Regions from separate parts of the Homo sapiens genome. Here all the other regions are linked to region 2. Evidence: chromatin contacts called from ENCODE Hi-C or POLR2A ChIA-PET data. All regions are on one chromosome and are shown on one strand. Each heading gives the region's core, a stretch centred on a gene start or an enhancer-like site at or near the end of the contact. The rest is flanking DNA. Distances are from core to core; before and after follow the strand shown. Region 1 overlaps USP9X (ubiquitin specific peptidase 9 X-linked). Region 2 has its middle 41 kb from the start of ATP6AP2. Region 3 has its middle 71 kb from the start of MIR3937.

The links. A loop is a pair of places that touch in the nucleus more often than their neighbours do. ChIA-PET counts read pairs that join two places held with the same protein, here RNA polymerase II (POLR2A). Pooled maps may share reads with other maps.
Region 1: a map with no recorded cell type shows a loop between it and region 2 (5-fold over the local background). The contact joins two enhancer-like sites. A Hi-C loop is called at or near these places in 1 of 37 single-sample maps with no recorded cell type and 5 of 50 pooled maps. POLR2A ChIA-PET finds 5 or more read pairs at or near these places in 1 of 52 experiments (T-cell).
Region 3: a loop to region 2 is called in a pooled map, with 8 times the contacts of the local background. The contact joins two enhancer-like sites. A Hi-C loop is called at or near these places in 1 of 37 single-sample maps with no recorded cell type and 4 of 50 pooled maps. POLR2A ChIA-PET finds 5 or more read pairs at or near these places in 1 of 52 experiments (T-cell).

What each region holds. Positions count from the first base shown.
Region 1 is chrX:41,178,567-41,181,667 of GRCh38, forward strand. The region is part of intron 21 of USP9X (ubiquitin specific peptidase 9 X-linked); the gene reads left to right. Among named protein-coding and RNA genes, the nearest start is that of USP9X, 95 kb to the left of the region's middle. Within about 2 kb of position 1,810, at least 3 of the 41 ENCODE cell types and tissues checked have a DNase peak (open chromatin) inside an H3K27ac peak, as active enhancers do.
Region 2 is chrX:40,538,154-40,541,426 of GRCh38, forward strand. No RefSeq gene overlaps it. Among named protein-coding and RNA genes, the nearest start is that of ATP6AP2, 41 kb to the right of the region's middle. Within about 2 kb of position 1,533, at least 11 of the 41 ENCODE cell types and tissues checked have a DNase peak (open chromatin) inside an H3K27ac peak, as active enhancers do.
Region 3 is chrX:39,730,151-39,733,586 of GRCh38, forward strand. No RefSeq gene overlaps it. Among named protein-coding and RNA genes, the nearest start is that of MIR3937, 71 kb to the left of the region's middle. RefSeq lists an enhancer at 605-899. Within about 2 kb of position 1,726, at least 4 of the 41 ENCODE cell types and tissues checked have a DNase peak (open chromatin) inside an H3K27ac peak, as active enhancers do.

The sequences.
Region 1 (3,101 bases), core at 560-3,059, 640 kb after region 2:
AAATCGGATTTTTTGCTGTTGAGTTCCTTATATATTCTGGATATTAACCCCTTGTCAGATGCATAGTTTGCAAATATTTTCTCCAATTCTGTAGATTTGTCTTTTTGTGGTCTTATTTCCTTTGTTGGGTAGAAGCTTTTTAGTTTAATGTAATTTCGTTTGTCTGTTTTTGTGTTTGTTGCCTGTGCTTTTGAAGTCTTAGCCAAAAAGTCCTTGCCCACACTAATGACATGAAACATTTCCCTTGTGTTTTCTTCTAGTAGTTTTATAGTTTCTGGTCTTACATTTAAGTTTTTAACCCATCTTGAGTTTATTTTTACATATGATGAATAATAGGGGTTTAGTTTCATTTTTCTGCATATGTATATTCTGTTTTTGCAACACCATTTTTATTCAAGAGATTGCCTTTTCCCCCAATGTGTGTTCTTGGCACCTTTGTTGAAAATCAGTTGTTTCTGATTATGTGGATTTATTTCTGGGTTCTCTATTCTGTTCAATTGATCTGTGTCTATTTTTGTGTCAATACCATGCTGTTTTGGTTACTATTGCTCTATAGTAAATTTTGAAGTCAAGTAGCTGATGCCTTCAGCTTTGTTCTTCTTACTCAAGATTGATTCGGCTATTTGGAGTCTTTTGTAGTTCCATATGAATTTTAGGAGTGTTTTTTGTATTTTTTTGTTTTACCTTGCAGATTCACCTCAAAGGATGTTTTTTCTATTTCTGTGAAGAATATAATTGGTATTTTAATAGAGATTGCATCAATCTGTAGATTGCTTTGGGTAATATGGACATTTTAACAATATTTGTTCTTCCAACCCATGAACATAGAATATTTTTCCATTTATTTGTGTCCTGTGTTCGTTCTTTCATCAGTTTTTTTTGTAGTGATCTTTCTCCTCCTTGCTTAAATTTATTCCTAGGCATCTTATATTTTTGTAGCTATTGTGAGATAACTTTCTTGATTTCTCTTTCAGATAGTTTGCTATTGGCAAATGGAAACACTACTTAGTTTTGTATATTGATTTTTGTATCCTGCAGTTAACTAACACAGGTTCACGCTTGTACCAGTCCAGCTTCCTAGTCATCTTCCATTCCGTATTTGTATCTCTACAGCAATGAGAAATCTGAAACCTGAGGGAGTTGGAAAGGCTTCTTAATCAGTCTTCAGCCTCTGTCTTTAGGCCTTCGAATCATTTGTGCCTTCCCAAGTGTTTGTTGTTTTCATACCCTTGGCTTTTCTCAGATTTAGTGGGGCATTAATTTATAGGCACCCTCTTCTCCTTGCCTTCACAACAACTAAACCAACTTCACAACTTCAGCTAAACCAACTATCTATCCCCATCTTCACTACACCGTCAGTAATTTGTTGACAGCTGTTTAATGTGTTGCTTCCCCTTCTGTTTTTATGTTCTTTTGAGTTTATGTATTTTTATATTCATTCATTCTCATTTTAGTGGGGTTTGGGGATGAAGTACTGATAAATATAGTGCAGTACACCATATTTAGTTGACATAATTTTTAAAGCTGTCTTCTGCTTTTATTACCTCCATTTTCTAAATTAAACACCTTGTTGGGCTTCTCATCTTGCTTTGCAATTATTATGGGACAGAAGCATTTCACATTAGATTCTTAGCTAAGGCTTCTCTCAAAAGATATATTTCATTCTTGTCTGTTACATCGTTTAGAATTTACATAGTTTCATTTGTTAGTATTTCAGTAATAGTCCTTGCAGTGCTTTACTGCAGATTCAACCTTCACAACATACTGTAAAAACACAAACCCACCACTGAATCCTTGATCTTGTGATTGGCGCTTAATGCCACCAGATGGCGAGCATGAGCTCTTGTCAGACAGTTAAGGCAAGAAACTTGAAGTGGGTGCTTTCTTCATGTTTTATATAATGAAACTAGAATACCTAAATTTGAAACAGCCAGCTTTTGAAAAAGCTGGTAATGGTTGTATTGCAGCAGAAAATCATAGGCTTTGGACTCAAATGGACTTGAGTTCCAATCCTGCTTCTAATTGCTACTCTATGGCGTTAAACATAAGTTTCATAGTTTATTAGAGCTTCCTTATCCTTAGAACTGGGATAATGATAACTTTTTTGTGTAATTGCAGGGATTAAATGAAACAATGTATGGAAAACCCCTAGCCTAGGGACTGGCACTTAGTATTCATTAAACATTAAACCACTCTCTGTCACTTCCTTTTCTTAGAGCTCCTGCTTCCTTTCTTATTTAAGAGTTTGTGTCTAAAACGTGGTAATACAATCTTTTGTAAAAGTCTGTTGTAAGCTCTTAGCACTGATAAACTCAACTTAAACCACACATCATCTCTATAAGGTATAGTTAATGACTAGGAAAAAAGCTAATGATTCTCTCTTTCCCCTCCATTTAAAATACATCCAAGAGTGCACAAATGCTAAATGATCACCCAAATGTTACACTTCTTTTCATTCTGAATCTTTGCCTGAAGCCAAGTGCCCATGTTATGATTTGCTGTTAAACTTAAAACTTCTGCAGTCCTCTCTATATGTAATACCATCTTTTGTAAAAGTCTGTTGTAAGCTCTTAGCACTGATAAACCACACAACATACCTATAAGGAAATTATTAATTTTATCTGTATTTTAAAGACGGAGAAACTGAAGCACAGAGAGATTGTTAATTCACCTGGGACACATAGCTTAAATGCTATTTCTCATTTCTTTTTTTTTTTTTTTTTTTTTAAAGAGAGAGGGCCTTACTCTGTGTCCCAGGCTAGAGTGCAGCAGCATGATCCTAGCTCACTGTAACCTCAAACTCCTGGCCTCAAGTGAGGCTCCTGCCTAAGAGTAGCTAGGACTACAGGTACACACCACCACACCTGACTTTTTTTTTTTTTTTTTTTTTTTTTTTTTGAGATACAGAGTCTCACACTGTCGCCCAGGCTGCAATGCAGTGGCGCAGTCTCTGCTTACTGCAGCCTGTGCCTTCTGGGTTCAAGTGATTCTCCTGCCTCAGCCTCCCGAGTAGCTGGGATTACAGATGGACGCCACCACGCCCAGCTAATTTTTGTATTTTTTGTAGAGATGGGGTTTCACCATGTTGGTCAGGCTAGTCT
Region 2 (3,273 bases), core at 283-2,782:
CTCTGATCTGTGGTTAATCTCCTTTGCTCTGGATGCCACCTCCTCCATGATGTAGGGACATCAGCCCAGCAGTCAGCTCCTTTCTCTCCCACATCTTCCATCTCAGATTCTCCAGCAGCATCTTCTCAACTGTGGTCTTGAGTCAGCACCCCAGGCTATGTGTACAGGATTGAATGAACATGTCACCTCCTCATCACTGGATAACTGCTTCTAAAGGGCCCCTTTCGAGTGCCCTGGATAAGCCTCTAGGAGATGAAAGAAGCAAGAGTCTAAGGGTTTTGAACTGTCCTCTGTCTCCAGAGTAAGCGGTTGCCGGGACCATGTGTGTTCACTATGGGTGCTCAGGCCACAATCAACGCCTGCCTTCCACTGAGAGGGCTGTGTCCCTTCTGCTTTTTCTCCTCATTTTTATTGAGGGCGTATTTTCTTTATCTTTAAAGCTTTTATAGCTTTGTCTCTCTGCCTCGCTTTAGTACATTCTGTTGTTATGATTTATGCTGCTTTTACTGGCTCTTTACCCTCAGCACATAAACATGTTTAAGTTTTCCACATCTTAAAAAAATAAAATAAAATAAAAAACCCTTCCTTGACCCTGTGTTCTCATCTAGTTTCTGCATTCTCTCCCTCTCTCCCTGCCCCTCTCTCTCTCTGCCCTCTTCATTGTCAGCTCTTTAGAAGTCATCTGAACTCGCAATATTTTCTTCCATCCCACTGATTCCTTAACTCTACCGGCCAACTCACCTCTCCAAGAACCAGAAACTCAGCCCAGCTTTGCTTAGCACAATGAGGGGTTTTATTGGCAGGATGCTGGGAATACCTCAGGGCTGTGGGAAGAGAAGACGGGAAGAGGTGCAGCTGGGCCACCAGGATCCCCTGAGACTCTTTTCTTGTGGCCCCCACACTCTCTCTTCTCCGAGCTTCTCTGTTTGGAGTGATGGCATTCTTTCCTCCATGCGACTCCTAGCTTCTCCAGAGCCTTCTATCTTGTGGCTCCCACCCCCAGGGAAGGTTCAACTTGTTTGCCTTCATTAGTTGCAGTTTGAAAATCCCAGGGAAGGGTTCTGATTGGCCCACTGTGGGTCCGGTGTCTTCTCATGGATCAATCAGCCATGGCCACAGGAGTGAAAGTCGCACAGCAGAGACAAAACCACAGCTGGCTTCCTCCCTACCAGCAGTGCTTCACTGAAACTACTCTCATCCACCTGGGGGCGCCCCACCCACACGGCTCAGGCCTGACCTCTTCGTGTGCCCCTGCTGCTTCCGATTGCTGCTATCTGCGTGAAGCCGTGGAGCGCTACTGCTTGTGTGTACAACAGAGCAGCAGGGCCAACTTCAACTGATGATTCTCAGGTGTATAAATACCGCAGCTTCCTCAACCTCCGAAGTAGGCTAATGCGGTGGGCACAGAGATGAGCCCGCCAGGTTCCCCTCCAAGGAGGTATTCGTTGCCCCAGTTGAGCAGACAGTCTCCATCCAGCTGCCAAGAACCATCTCACCCATAGGCACTTCCTCCCCCCGGGGTAGCCCACAGCCAATGACTAGTCATTTCATCCCACTCCAAGACAGCACTGGCAGGCCAGACGCACTTCAGCGTTCCCCACGATGACTCCAGGCTTCAACAGGCCAGTTTTGCAATTCAACCCTCCCTCTGCCCAACCCCACTTCCTCCTCCTCCTACAGACGTTCCTAATGACAATCTTGCATGCCAAACTCCATTTCAGTTTCTGCCTGTTGAGAACCTAGCCTGTGACAGAACTGAGCTCTGTGTTCCACACTGTCTCTCAGAGGTCCCCCTTGGGACTGAGCGCCAGTTGCCTGCAGTGGGAACTGGCTTGGTGACACTCCCTTTATTGCTGGCTTCTCTCTCCTGTCTCACACCCCCATTCCCAAGCCCATATTCTCTGAATCTCCTAAAATCTAAATCTGTTTGCTCTCAAGCCCTTCTCTTGAGATCTGCTTCTGGAACAACTCAGACTCAGACACCAGGACTTTCTTGCTGTTAAATCCAGATGACCCAAACTTTATCTGCACAGTGTACCACTGTGACCATGAGCGCTTTTTGAAACACTTTCCTCCCTCAACTCCCTGAAACACTTTTCTGCTTCCCCTCTGGCCATTCCTTCTTCCCCTGCCCACTTCCAGGGTTGACAGCCTGGCTTGTTCTTGCAGCCAACACAGCTGAGAAGACCTGTCATTCCTCTGGAGCTGACTGCCACTACACAGGAATGACCCACACTGTCCATTTCCCATCCAGATCTCTCTCTCTATCTCTGTGTTGAACTCTGGACTCATATATCCAACTATCTCCCACCATCTCTGTGTGAATGTCCCACAGACACTTCAAATCATCATGGCAGGACTGAGCTCCTCACCATTTTCCTAAGCCAGCTTCTCCTGCTATACTCCTTTCTGTATTCTCCTACATTCCCCATCTCAGCAAATGGCATCACTGTCCCTAAAGCCAGCTATTCTGAGAGTCACCCAGCCTCCTACAAGTAAGTCTCCCTGATCCCAGGCTGTGCCATCCGCTAGCCACATAACCTTGAATAACTCATGAAACCTCTCTCAGCCTCAGTTTCTGCATCTGTAAAATGGTCTGTTAATAATAGTACCAGGCTGGGCGAGGGGCTCATGCCTATAACTCCAGCACTTTGAGAGGCCAAGGCAGGTGGATCACTTGAAGTTAGGAGTTCGAGACCAGCCTGGCCAACATGGTGAAACCCTGTCTCTATTAAAATACAAAAATTAGCCGGGCATGGTGGCGAGCACCTGCAATCCCAGCTACTCGGGAGGCTGAGGCAAGAGAATCATTTGAACCTAAGAGGTGGAGGTTGCAGTGAGCTAAGATTGTGCCACTGCACTCCAGCCTGGGCAACAAAGCGAGACTCCTTCTCGGAAACATAAAAAATAATAGTACCTACTCGGTAGAGTTGCTCTGAGGTTTAAAAGAAACTATAGGTGTAAAATGCTTAGAAAATGATATGGCACACAGTAAGTGTCTTAGTCCCCTTTGTGCTGCTATAAAAGAATGTCACAGACTGGGTAATTTATGAGGAACAGACATTGATTTCTTGCAGTTCTGGAGGCTGGGACATCCGAGATCAAGGTGCTGGCAGGTTTGGTCTCTGGTCCAAGATGGTGCCATGTTGCTGTGTCTTCCAGAGAGGAGGAATACTGTGTCTTCACATGGCAGAAAGTGGAAAGACAAAAAAGAATGAACTCTGTGGAACTCTGTGTCCTCATGTGGCAGAAGAGCAGAAGAGAGTGAACCCA
Region 3 (3,436 bases), core at 476-2,975, 810 kb before region 2:
GGCCCCCCAGGCTGCCAAGGCCACGTCACCGCAGCCTGCGGTCTGCCCAGCTAATGGCAGCTGCTGCGAGGGGAGTGGAGCCGCAGTAATTACAGCATCAAGGAATCACAAATGGATCTGCAAAGATGACATTAGGAGCATTAGACCTGGCACGGCTGCCTCCGGAGAGGTCGCTGGGAGGAGGCTGGGGCTGGGGCCTGGGGATGGGAGACAGACGTGCCTCTGTCTCACCCCACCCCCTTCGTTCCCAACCGGGGCTGCGATGACAATGCCAGGATTCACAAGCCCCTCGCAGAAACCACATCGGCCGCCAGTCTCGTGTGTGTCAGCGAAGATAACAGATGTCTTTCACAGGGAAGTAATTGCTTGAAACACAACTGGACAACCCCCCAGGAGGTTGCATTACAGGAAGGAACCTTGCTTTTGGGGCCGAAGGTGGGGGGGTGGTGACCTGGTAGGCAGTCCCCTCCCCAATTCCCTTGATCCTTTGACATCCTAATGAGTTGTGCTGGCCTTGCCTCTTGCAGTCCGCAGCTCTGTGGAAGGTAATTATTATGTCAAGCCTGGTTGAGGGCGTTGGTGGTGGGGCGGGGCTTCCTGGGTGGAATTTGTGGCTGGAGGAATTCCCCAGAGGCTGGAAGGGGTTAGCAGAGGAAGAATTGGGGGAAGGGCCAGGCCTTGATCAGTTACCATCCTCCAAAGCCTGAGAAATGGGTCTGAAGCGGCAAGGCTGCCTTTGGCCAAAGCTAGCACCAGTAGGTGTCACTGTAGGAAAGGAGGGGCCCCCGGGGCTGTCTGCGGATGGGGCTGGTAAAAATAGAGCTCGCCTGTGTTCCCACTGCCAAGTCGCCAAGCCTGGTGATTTATAAGGCTGGGAGCAGACGTGTGTGTAAATGTTTTTGCGTGCGAGATGTGTAACCAACCGCGGGCTGGCTTTTTCAAACTTACGAGGAGAGAGTGAGGGAGGGAGAGAAGGGGAGCGAGAGAAGGCAGCCAGGGTGGGAAGCACATGGGCCACTTTTATGTAACACTCCTCTGATACACGCCGCAGTGGGGATTTATGCTCTCTTTGAAGTAAATTGCATCCCGGTGCACCATAGCATGAAAGTTAAGATTTACCATGGCTGGGACCTCCGAGACCCTGCTGGAAGCTAGAATAATTAGCACAGCATTTGGCTGCCTCTCCTCCTGCTCTGCGGGCGGTGACAGGAGTGGCACTAATAGATCTTCCAGGCCTGAGCCTCGTGTGTTTGTCATGGGGTCCATGGTGGCTGTGGGCAAGGAGGACCGTGATCAACTGGAGAAATGGAGGTGGGGGGAGGGACTGGGACTGACCTTATTGCAGGGGACAGTGGGACCTGCCCCACCAGGGAGGAGCTGGGTGACAAACCAGCTTGGCCCCACAGGGTTCAGGTGCCCCTCTGTCAGGGGTTGGGCCAGAGTGCGTGCTTCGGTAACCCAGGGAACTCATTTATAAAACAGATTCCAGTGCCAGACTCCCAGCTTGCTGCAGGTGGGAGTCCTGGGGCACTCCGCCAGTTTGGAGGTCCCCTGGATTATATCAACTCTCATATTTAATGTTTTTCAAAAGGCAGTGCCTAGGACTCCCATCCCTCCTGACTTTTCTCCCTCTTCTCCCCTCCTCTTCCTGCAGGCACCTTCCCTGTGTCATTTCTCAGAGGCCGTGCATTTTCATGCTGGAAAAGCTGAGACTTGAACTTGATCAACAAACCCCAGAGTCCCACAGGGAAAGTCCTAACAGCCGCCTGGTCACTCCAGTTCTGCCAAGAAACAGCTGCGTGGTCTTGGACAAGTCCCAGCCCTTCTCCAGGCTTCAGCTTCCACACTGTATCATGATGGGGTTGGATTTTTACAAGATCATCTTGAAGGCCTTCATTAACAGTCCGTGATATACTTGACTCTCCCCCTCCCCTGGACACCCTCATGGAGCTCTAAGGAATCAAAGCATAGAAGTAATGTCCCTCTGGGGTTCCAGGTGCTGCGGTAGTACACCAGTGTTGGGAAGAAGAGCTAGCAGCACCGCTCACTATGAAGATTCTAAGTGCCTACTCAGCAAGGGCTTTCCTGAGGTTGTAATAAGCTCCTGGATCAGTTAACTCTTCCGCAAGGCAGAGCAGCTTTCCAGACCCCACTTCATCATCACAATAAGTAAATGACAGCCTGGGCAACAAAGTGAGACCCCACCTCTACGAAATTAAAAAAAAAAATTAATTAGGCAGGCATGGTGGCATGTGCCTATAGTCCCACTTATTTGGGAAGCTGAAGTGAGAGGCTTGAGCCCAGGTTTTCAAGTCTGCAATGAGCTATGATCGTGCCACTGCACTCCAGCCTAGGCAACAGGGCAAGATCTTATCTCAAAAAAAGAAAGAAGGAAAGAAGGAAAGAAAAGAAAGAAAGAAAGAAGGAAAAGAAAGAAAGAAAGAAAGAAAGAAAGAAAGAAAGAAAGAAAGAAAGAAAGAGAGAAAGAGAGAAAGAGAAAGGGAAAGGAAAAGAAAACAAAAGACTCTCACAACATTCTTTTAAGGTTGCGAATAAAATTGTCCCCATCACACATCTGAGGAAACTGAGGCTTTGGCCCAAGTGAGTCAAAGGAGTGTGATGAAAATATAGATTTTGAAATCAAAATAAGTGCAAATCTCATCTCTGTGGCATGAGCTGAGTGAAATAGGATAAAGGGGAAATTCTCAAGGCCTCGGTTTTGCCATCTGAAAAATGGGCATTGAGTTGAGGGCTAAATGAGATAGTTCATGCAAAAAGGACTCACAAGGCTGTCTCCTTGTAGATGGGGTTAACGAACAGAAGTTCCCAGGCCACTGGCTGCAGGGTGCGTTTGTCTCCCAGGTCTTGCATGGTTCTTGGCAGGGATCAGGCCCAGTAAATATTTGCTGAACTGGATTACACCAATGCCACAACAGAGGCCTCACTGTCAAACCATGCTGGGGAAGTAGCAGATAAAGCTGTGAGGGCCACGGAAGGTTCTCAAAGGGATCAGGGCCAATAGCATAGAAAGAGGAAAAACTGAGTTTAAAAAGCTCATACTGCAGTCTGAAGCCCCATGGAGGCTGGGACCAGACTCAGAAGGGGACAAATGTTCTTGGGTAGATTCTGAAGGACAGATCCCCAAAATGTTCTGAGCAACCTTTCAGATCAGTTTCCCAAGCCTGGCAAATTGGGAAAAATCTGATCAATGAAGTGGAAGCAGCAGCCACAAATGCCACATGAGAGTTCTGAATGAACTGTCTTCCTGTTCCTCTCCCTTGCCCCCACCACACCCTCTACACCCTGAATTCCCATCTGCCATGTAGACATGGGTGTGGGAAGGAGAGATAAAGTGGAGGTTCCCTTTGGTGTAAATCCTGGACCCAGAAAGATAGGGGGATCTCAGAGTTACCTTAATAAATCATCAATCTCTGTC